Linked DNA regions of Homo sapiens: region 1 is linked to region 2. The links are chromatin loops, found by intact Hi-C in ENCODE. Cell type or tissue: transverse colon. All regions are shown on one strand. Links, peaks and the distances in the headings refer to the core of each region. The heading gives the core; the rest is flanking DNA.

Region 1 (5,386 bases), core at 322-5,321, 66 kb after region 2:
TGTAAAAACTGAAGCAATGTAAAACATGTTCCATTAAACATTAATGCATTGCTTTGGTAGAACTACATTTTACTTTAAATACTATATTGCTTAAAATATTATTTGGTGCATTGTAGCAGATGAGTCTACAAAGGAAAGCATCACTGATCTACTTGGTGTCAATAAAGTGTTTCCATTTAAATGTTTTTTTCTAAACACTGATGTAACACTGTAATGTGTTCATATGAATATTTTACACAGACAGCACAAGTTATGGTGATAACTATGTAAATCATAATTGGTAATTATATCAAAATACTTGTTTTAATTAAGATATAATTACATTGTTTCTCTAGTTTATAAAATAAATATGGCCAATTTTTCTAATTTATCACTTTGAAAATTTTGTAGCAGTCCTAACACAGAGACACTTTCCAAAGCCTTAGGACTGATACAAAATCCAGTGGAGACACAGAAATTAATAATACAATCAGAACAGTCAAGAAAAAAAGAGACAGGAGAGGAAGGTAAGCAAAAAGCAACATAATCAATGGCAATTATAACTTGCTGTGGCAGAGCAAAAGGAGAAAGCTGTGTGTTACATAAAAAGTCAAAGATAATAAAGCAGAAAATATTAACAGACAATTTCAGCAAAAACATAATGAATTTGATGCCATCTCCCCTCGACAGTCAAAAACAGATCAATGAAATTAGTCACTCAAAATAAGAATGGCCAAAAAAATTGTTTTAATGATTTTTTACATCTCAGCTCATAACTCTGGCCAGTTATAAAACATCTTGGATTCTTGAAGCAGTTTATGGAACTGCTGAAAGAAATAGAAAACCAGAAATGATTGATCATGTGTTCTTTGCCAATGATCTCTGGTTGAATCATAGAAGAATTTTTACAAACATTCACTGTACAGTTAACTACAATGCAGGATTTTCTTTACAAAAAAAGAATGCTTGCTGAAGCAAGAAATGAAGACAAAAATAGGCACTGTGGGCTGGGAGCCGTGGCTCACGCCTGTAATCCCAGCACTTTGGGAGGCCAAGGCGGGTGGATCACAAGGTCAGAGATCGAGACCATCCTGGCTAACATGGTGAAACTCTGTCTACTAAAAATGCAAAAAACAAAAATTAGCCGGGCGTGGTGGGGGGCCCCTGTGGTCCCAGCTACTCGGGAGGCTGAGGCAGGAGAATGGCGTGAACCCGGGAGGCGGAGCTTGCAGTGAGCCGAGATCACGCCACTGCACTCAAGCCTGGGCGACAGAGCAAGACTCTCTCTCAAAAAAAAAAAAAAAAAAAAAAAAAAAAAAAAATAGGCAGTGTGATTTATGTTTTTTTTCACAGATATCACACACTATATATGAAAGAGCTAAATTTAAAGTTTCAAGGAAAGGAAAAACTTACTTATGACCTAGCTAGAGAGGCAGGAGAATTTATGTCAAAATTGACATTTTTCATAAGAGAAGTAAAAAATAATGGTTTCATACATTTTTGTAACTTGAATCAATATGTGGATGACTTCACTGAAATCAAAAGCATTATATAAATTGCCTTCAAAATCCATAAGAAAATGTTGGGGAATACTTTGTTGATATTGATAAATTTAGAGTTAGTTTTTCCATTTTTGCAATATTCCTTTGAATTTAATGTCAACAATTCTGAGCTGGCATAAGAGTTAGTGAATTTGCCTAAGTTGAACAGATGTAGCTTTGAAACTGATATTTTTTGTTTCAAAAAGTCAAATTAATTATTCTAAAAAAGATGAACCAGTTTTGTCAAGTTGAATGCGAATATCGTGGAGAATGATTTTTTGATGCTGAGTTCAGTTGCTGGAGAACTTGTATATTTGGGGTTTGGTTAACAAATATACTTTTTCAACTATAAATTTTATAAAAGCTAAATATAGACCAAGTATTTCAGATAAAAATGTAGTATCTGATAGCTATAACATACATATCAAATTTTAAGACTTACTATAAAATTTAAGAAAAAATGTCTCATTAATATTTTTACATTGATTACATGTTGAAATAACATTTTGGGTAGACTGAGTTAAAGAAAATATATAATTAAATTAATTTCACCTGTTTCGTGGCCAGGCGCAGTGGCTCACACCTGTAATCCCAGCACTTTGGGAGGCCGAGGCGGGTGGATCATGAGGTCAGGAGATGGAGACCATCCTGGCTAACATGGTGAAATCCCGTTTCTACTAAAAATACAAAAATTAGCCAGGCGTGGTGGCACATCGCTGTAGATCCAGCTGCTCGGGAGGCTGAGGCAGGAGAATCGCTTGAACCCAGGAGGTGGAGGTTGCAGTGAGCCGAGATCGCGCCACTGCACTCCAGCCTGGGCAACAGAGCAAGACTCCGTCTCAAAAAAAAAAAAAATTCGCCTGTTTCTTTTTAATTTTCTTAATGCGATTACTAGGAAATGTAAAATTACATATGTGGTTTACATTACATATCTGTTGAATATCTAGGGACCCTGGCTACTCGAAGTAGTCTTTCCAGAGCATTGACAGCATCTAAAAGTTTCTTAGAAATGTAGAGTCTCAGACCCTAGCAAAAACCTACTGAACAGAATCTGAATTTTCAGATTCTAGGCAATATGACCGCCCTAGGTTATCACCCAGCAGACTCCCAGAGCCGAGAATCTGGGGTAGACCCAGGCCATTAGAATTTGCAGGACCAAGTACCAAATAGGAGAGAACTACACAGAGAAGTCCAGAGATTTATCTTTGAGTAGTCAGTGCATGTTTCTGAGCAAACTACATGTGCCTGAGGGGGTGGGGGAACACTAGAAAAGATTGGAGATAACAGTGTCTGGTACTGATGCAAAACAGTGTCTGTTTCCACCTGATAGAATGGAAAAACTCAGCCAGCCATGGTGGCTCATGCTTGTAATCCCAGCACTTTGGGAGGCCGAGGTGGGCAGTTTACCTGAGGTCGAGAGTTTAAGACCAGCCTGGCCAACATGGTGAAACCCTGTCTCTACTAAAAATACAAAAATTAGCCAGGCATGGTAGAAAGTGCCTGTCATCCCAGCTACTTGGGAGGCTGGCAGGAGAATTGCTTAAACCCAGGAGGTGGAGGTTGCGGTGAGCTGAGATCGTGCCACTGCACTCCAGCCTGGATGACAGAGTGTGACTCTGTCTCAAAACAAACAAACAAAAAGAATGGAAAAACTCATAATTCACAAGCACTGGGTACTCAGAAAGATGTTGCTTAACCCATTTATGCTGGAGGTTGCAAATTTTTTGTGTGTGAGAAATCAGACCTTGGTGATGACCTTAAGCAATAGGATATAAATAACTCCCACAAGCTTAGTGTTCCAATTATGGAACACTCGGTATAAACGGGTTAAGAAATAATTATCCCTGTCTAATTAGCACTGCTCCTACCTAATAAATCTTGAAAGTAAGACAAAAGAATCAACTGTCTCCAAGTAATTTATCTACATCCCAAAACAAAGCTCAACAATATTTCCATCCCCCCAGAAGATAACATTGCAATGTCTGGCATCCTGTCAAAAATTACCAGGCATGCAAAAAGGCAGGAAAATACAACCCACAACGAGGAGCAATGTCAATCAACTGAAACTGACCAAGAGTTAAGAAAGGTATTAGAATTAGCAGACAAGGACAAATATTCAAGATTTTAGGCAGAGATATGAATATATAAAAACACAAATCAAATTTCTAGAAATAATATCTACAATGTGCGAGATGAACAGTAGACTGGATAGGATTAATAGCAGGTAGACATTTCAGAAGAAAAGACTATTGAACTTGAAGACATAGCAATAGAAATATCCAAAATGAAAAACAGAAAAGAAAGTTTAAAAAAAATGAACAAAGCATGAGTGAGCTGTGGAGACAACTTTAAGCAGCCTAAACACATGTAATTGGATTCCACATGGGGGGCACAGAGGGATAGAAAATGATATTTAAAGAAATAATGGCTGAAAAATTATGCCAAACCTAATAAAAATATAAACCCAAAGATCCAAGGAGCTCATTTAATTCCAAGCACAAGAAATATAAACTAACGTATATCAAAGCACATTGCAAATTGCTTAAAACCAGGAACAAACAAAACATCTTAAAAGCAGCTGGGCGTGGTGGCATGTGCCTGTAGTCCCAGTTGCTCGGGAGGCTGAGGCAGGAAGACTGAGCCCAAGAGTTTGAGGCTACAGTGGGCTATGACTGCACCACTGCACTCTGCCCTGGATGACACAGTGAGACTTCACTTTTTAAAAAATAAAAATACTAAATGCAATTAGAAAAAAAGGACATATCACATAAACAAAAGAAGGTAAGAATGATAGCAGATTTTATGTCAAAAGCAAGGCAAGTGTAAAATAGTGAAGCAAAATCTTTCATAAACTAAGAAGAAAAAATTGTCAATCTATAATTCTATACCCAGCAAAAATAGCTTCCAAAAATAAAACTGTAGCTCCAATTATACAACTAGTTAGCACATGGTACTTATAAAAATAAAGGCAAAATAAGGATTTATCAGACATATAAAAATGGAATGAATTCATCACCAGAAGTCCTACATAACAAAAAATGCTAAAGTAAATTATTTTAAGTAGAAAAAATAATCAGGTAGAAATATGGATATACACAAAGGAATAAAGAACAGTGGAAATAGTTACTACCTGGGTAAATACATAAGAGCTTTCTCCTTATTATTTAAGCTTTTAAAAGAGAAGTGACTTCTCAAACAATAATAACTTATATGGAGTTAATCACATATGTAAAAGTAAACTGTACAACAATACAAAGGCCAAGATGGAAGTATCCTATTGTAATGTTCTTATATGATATGTGAAGTGATATAATATCACTTAAAGGTAGACTATGATAACTTAAAGATGTATACTCTAAATAGTTTGTTGGTTTGTTTTTTGAGACACAGTCTTGCTCTGTGCCCAGGCTGGAGTGTAGTGGTGTGATCTCGTCTCACTGCAACCTCTGCCTCCTGGATTCAGGTGATTCTCATGCCTCGGCCTCCTGAGTAGCTGGGACTACAGGCATGTGCCACCACAACCCACTAATTTTTGTATTTTTAGAAGAGATGGGGTTTTTGCCATGTTGGCCAGGTTGGTCTCAAACTCCTGGCCTCAAGCAATCCACCCGCCTCAGCCTCCCAAAGTGCTAAGATTACAAGTGTGAGCCCCTATGCCCAGATTATACTGTAAATCTTAAAGCAACCACAAAATAACAAAACAAAGACATATAGCTAATTAGCCAACAAAGGAGACAAATGGAATCATTACAAAAACAAACAAACAAACAAACAAAAAAACACCTCAATCCAAAAGAAGGCAGAGAAACCAGGGAAAAGGGAATAAAGAATAGACAAGATACATAGAACACATACAGTAAGATGAC
Region 2 (5,386 bases), core at 162-5,161:
AATATGGTTGTATTTAATACAACCAAGTGATGTATTAATAAATGCATATATAATAAATTATATATGAACAGTTAGGACTGTGTTTCATAAAGACTTTCACTACAAAAAAAAGCCTGGAATGAAGTTTGTGCACAGGCTCATACCAGTAATGTCAACACATTGGGAGGCCCAAGCTGGGAGGATCATTGAGGTCAGGAGTTGGAGAACAACTGGGCAACATAGCAAGACTTTGTCTCTACAAAAATAAAAATCATAAGTTGGCCATGGTGGCACACGCCTGTAATCCCAGCCACATGGGAGGCTGAGGCATGATGATCACTTGAGGCCAGTAGTTTGTGCTACTTCACTCTAGTCTGGGCAGCAACAGGAGACCCTGTCTCCAAAACAAGAGCATGGAATGTCTTTTCTCTTTATTCTGATTTCAAACAGAGATTTCTTTTTATCAATTTGACCTAGACTTTGAAAAAGCACATTAGTAAACCCCTTCTTTACATTTTCTCCCAATCAAAATAACTAAACAAAATCAAAACCATCAGAGAACAAGGCAAAGAATGGCACTCTTCTCCGAACCCCAGCCTCACACCACCCTCGCGCCCCAACCCTGCCTACAAGTTAGCAACTCCCTACACAGATGCAACATTCATACCCAGAAGGGCTGGCTCCCAGGAAGACACGACCTCCAAACCCAACCAGCACCTTTTTGGGCATTTCAGCAGAGCAGGTAAAGATCCAAGAGCAATTTTTCATCAGAATCTGGTGACAGCAACACTTCTGAAAACAGGTGCCAAATTGTCTCCACTGTAGCACTTCACATTCCCTCTTCAAACCATTCGGATCTGGAGTTTCCAATCTGAACTTCTCTTATCATGGTCATGGGCAACATCCATCTTGGCAATTCCAATAGATCCTTCTGTCCTCCTATGACTACCTCTCGGTAGGACTTACTTTGTGCCTGAGTTCAGTGACCTTGTGCTCACTCTCTTACTTCTCCTTCCTCCCTGGCTGGCCATTCCTTCTCAGTTTGCTTTGTAACTCCCCTCTCCTATTCTACCTCATCCTGTGCCACATGCATTCTCTCTCTCTCTCTCTCTCTCTCTCTCTCTGTTTTCATCCTTTCCTGCAGATTCACCTATCATCTAAATGTTATCTCCAGTCTAGATTACTCCTCGGAGTTCTAGACACACGTTCAACTGTCTGCCTAAGATTTGTTTGGATATTTAATAGACACCTCAAACTTAATATGTCCACAATAGAACTCTTGATTCTCAAAGCTGGCCCTCTCCATAAAACAAAAACAAAACAAAGCAAAAAGAAACCCTCCTAATCTCAGTCTTTCATCTCCTTCTGAGAAATTGCTCAAGACCAAAATTTAGAGGTCATTCTTAATTCCTCACTTGTCCTCACTCCCTAAGTCTCATCTATCATGAAGTGCTGACAGTTAACCGTCCAATATATGTAAGACACACACACAAACACACACACACACACACACCAGGCTTACTGATATAAAATTCACATACCATACAATTCACTAATGTAAAATGTATCATTCAATGGTTTTTAATATATTCACGGAATTGTACGACCATTAGAAACTCAATTCTAGTCACTTTCATCATTCCCGGAAGAAACCACAGACCCATAGCAGTCACTCGTAATTTGCCACCATACACCCCCTGTCGTAGGCAACCATTAATCTACTTTGTGTCTATGGATTTGCCTGTTCTAGAAATTTCACATAAAAGGAATTATACAGTTTGTGTTCTTTGGTGTCTGGCTTCTTTCACTTAGCATGTTTTCAGGGTTCATCCATGTTTTAGCATATGTCAGCACTACAATCCTTTTTAAAGCTGAATAGTGTTTTACTGTATGGATATACCACATTTTATTTGTCTCTTCTTCAGTTGACAAACATTTGGGTTGTTTCCATTCTTTAGGTATTATGAATAATGCTGCTAGAAATATTATTATTTTTGTACAGCTGGGACTACAGGTATAGGTATATGTATAGGTATGTATCCTATTTCTCTTGGGGATATGCCTAGGAGTGGATATATTGGGTTATAAAAGGTAAATCTGTGTTTAATTGTTTGAAGAACTGCTGGACTGTTTTCCAAAACAGTTGCTTTGGAAACACGGGCATTCCAATTTCTTCACATCCTCACAAACAACTGTCATTATCCGTCTTTGTGGGTATGAAGTGTTTTTTATTGTGGTTATAATTTGCATTTCCCTAATGGCTAATGATAGTAAAAACCTTCTCATGTGCTTAATAGTTATTAGCATATCTTCTTTGGAGGACTATCCATTCCAATCCTTTGCCCTTTTTTAATCAAATTATCTTTTTATTATTGAGTCTTAACAGTTCTTTATGTATTCTAGATACTGTCCTTTATGACATATATAATTTGCAACTATTTTCTCCCATTCTGTGAATCGCCTTTTTCCTTTTCCTTTTTTTTTTTTTTCTGAGTCGTTCTCGCTATGTTGACCAAGCTGGTCTCAAACTCCTGGACTCAAACAATCCTCTGCTTTGGCCTCCCAAAGTGCCAGGATTACAGGCATGAGTCCCTGTGCCCAGCCTGATATGGTTTGGATTTGTGTTCTTGCCCCAATCTCATGTTGAATTATAACCCCCAATGTTGGAGGACAGGCCTGGTGGGAAGTGATTGGATCGTGGGGGCAAACTTCCCCCTTGCTGTTCTTGTGATGGTGAGTTCTCATGAGATCTGGTTGTTTAAAAGTGTGTAGCACCTCCCCCTTCTCTCTCTTCCTCCTGCTTCAGCCATGCAGGCTGTGTCTGCTTCCCATTCACCTTCTGCCATGATTGTAAGTTTCCTGAGGCCTCTGCAACCATGCTTCCTATATGACCTGAAGATCCATCAGCCAATTAAGCCTATTTTCTTTATGAATTACCCAGTCTCAGGTAGTTCTTTATAGCAATGCGAGAATGGACTAATGCATAGCCCTTTTCACTTTCTTGATATTGTCCTTTGCTGCACAAAGTTTTCTAATTTTGATACATTTATCTATTTTTATTTTGTCACTTGTCCTTTTGGTATCATATCTTAAAAAAATCCAATCCAAGGCCATTAAATTTGTATCTATGCTTTTTCTGAGAGTTTTAAGGCTTACCTTTAAGCCTCTTATTAATTTTGAGTTAATTTTTGTTTATGATATGAGGTAGGAGTCCAGCTTTTCTTTGGCAGATGGATATACAGTTTCCCCAGTACAATTTGTTGAAGAGATTATTTTTCCCCATTGAATTGTTTTGGCATTGTTTTGTATTGTTTCCACTGATTTACTGAAAATTAATTGACCACAAATAATGTATGAGTTTATTTCTAGACTCAATTCTATTCTATAGAATAGAATAGAATACCAGTACCACACTATCTTAATTACTGTAGTTTTGTAATACGTTTTGAAGCTGAGTCTCCTATTTTGTGCTTCTGTTTCAGGATTGTCATGGCTATTCTGGGTCCCTTGAATTTCCATATTAGTTTTAGTATCTACTTGTCAATTAAAAAAATTCATTTGAGATTTTTGACAGAGATTGCATTAAATCTGTAGATCAATTTGAAGAGTACTGTCATTTTTAAAATATTGTTTTCTGATCCATGCACATGGAATGTTTTTCCAGTTATTTAGGTCTTCTTTAGTTTCTTTCAATGATGTTTTATAGTTTTAAGGTATATGTTTTACACTTCTTTTGTTAAACTTATTCCTAAGTTTTTTATCTTTTTCATGCTATTAGAAAACAAATTATTGTTTCTATTTTATTTCATATTATTCATTACAAGTATATATAACAAAATTGATTTTGTATATTAATCTTATGTCCTGCAATCTTGCTGAACTTATTAGTTTTAATAGTATGGTGAGTTCCTAAAAATTTTCTATAAACAAGATCACGCCATCTGCAAGTAAAGATAGTTTTACCTTTTCTTTTCCAATCTGGAAGCCTCTTATTTCATTTTCTTGTATAACTGCTCTGGCTAGAACCTCCAGCACAATACTGTATTAGTCAGGGTTCTCCAGAGAGACAGAATGAATAGGATAGATATATAGAAGTAGGCAGGAAATGTATTAGAGGAATTGGCTCACAGGATAATGGGGGCTGAGAAGTCCCACAACCGGTTGTCCTCAAGTTGGACAACCAGGAAGACTGGCAGCCTGTCTCCATCTAAGTCCAAAGGCCTCAGAATCAGGGTAGCCAATGGCATCACTCTATCAATCTAAGGCCCAAGATCTGAGAATCCTGGGGCCACTGGTGCACATGCCAGAGTCCAAAGGACAGAGGACCTGGAGCTCTGATGTCCAAGGGCAGTAGAAGAAGTGTTGCAGCTCCAGCAAAGACCTTTCCCCTGTCTTTTTTTCTATCCAGGCCCGGAGTCAATTGGACAGTGATCACCCACATGGAGGGTGGATCTTCCTCACTTAGTCTACCACTCATACACCAATCTCGTCCAGAAACACCCTCACAGACACACGCAGAAATAATGTGTTATTAGCTATCTAGGTGTTTTTTAATCCAGCCAGGTTGACAAATGTATTAGGGTTCTCCAGAGGGGCAGAACCAACAGGATACATATACATGTGAAAGGGAATTTATTAGGGAGAACTGCCTCACACAATTACAAGGTAAGTCCCATGATAGGCTGTCTGCAAGCTGGGGAAGAGAGAAGCTGGTAGTGGTCAGTCCAAGTCCTAAAGCCTCAAAACTGGGGAAGTCAATAGTGCAGCCTTCAGTCTGTGGCCAAAGGCCCTAGACCCCCCGGCAAGCCACTGGTGCAAGTCCCAGAGTCTAAAGGCCGAAGAACCTGGAATTTGATGTCCAAGGGCAGGAGGAGTAGAAGGAAGCATCCAGCACAGGAAGAGGAAACAGAGCCAGAAGACCCAGCAAGCTGCTTATCCCACCTTCTTCTACTGCTTCGCTCTTGCCATGCTGGGCAGCTGACTGGATGGTGCCCACCCACAGCAAGGGTGGGTCTTCCTCTCCCACTCCACCAACTCAAATGTCAATCTCCTCTGGCAAGCCCCTCAGAGACACACCCAGAAAAAATACTTTACCAGGCATCTAAGCCTCCCTTAGTCCAATCAAGTTGACACCTAATATTAACCATCACAGCACCTAAAATTTACTGTTCACAAATACTGAACAGAAGTGGTGAGAATGGATATCCTTGTCTTGTCTCTGAGCTTAGGAGAAAAGCTTTCAGCCCTTCACCATTCAGTGTCATGTTAGCTGTGGGTTCTTCATAGATGTCTTTTTCAGGTTGAAGAAGTTCCCTTCTATTCCTAGTCTGTTGAGTGTGTATGTGTGGGTTTTTTTTTTTTTTTTCTGTTTCTTTTGGAGTTTTGCTCTGTCACTGGAGTGCAGTGG

Evidence for each region. Hi-C counts contacts between places; a loop is a spot of excess contacts. Peaks named below come from ENCODE experiments on the same cell type or tissue, not always from the same donor. Only the 100,000 strongest peaks of a DNase experiment are listed, where the experiment ranks them.
Region 1: it touches region 2 in a loop (21-fold over the local background); 10 of 110 quality-filtered maps call a loop at or near these places.

What each region holds. Positions count from the first base shown.
Region 1 is chr10:29,715,965-29,721,350 of GRCh38, forward strand. It overlaps a transcript of SVIL not described here. Among named protein-coding and RNA genes, the nearest start is that of SVIL, 84 kb to the left of the region's middle. In transverse colon, for the core only: no CTCF peak of the experiment used is centred there; no DNase peak of the experiment used is centred there; H3K27ac peaks cover 1,791 bases.
Region 2 is chr10:29,650,547-29,655,932 of GRCh38, forward strand. It overlaps a transcript of SVIL not described here. Among named protein-coding and RNA genes, the nearest start is that of SVIL, 18 kb to the left of the region's middle. In transverse colon, for the core only: no CTCF peak of the experiment used is centred there; no DNase peak of the experiment used is centred there.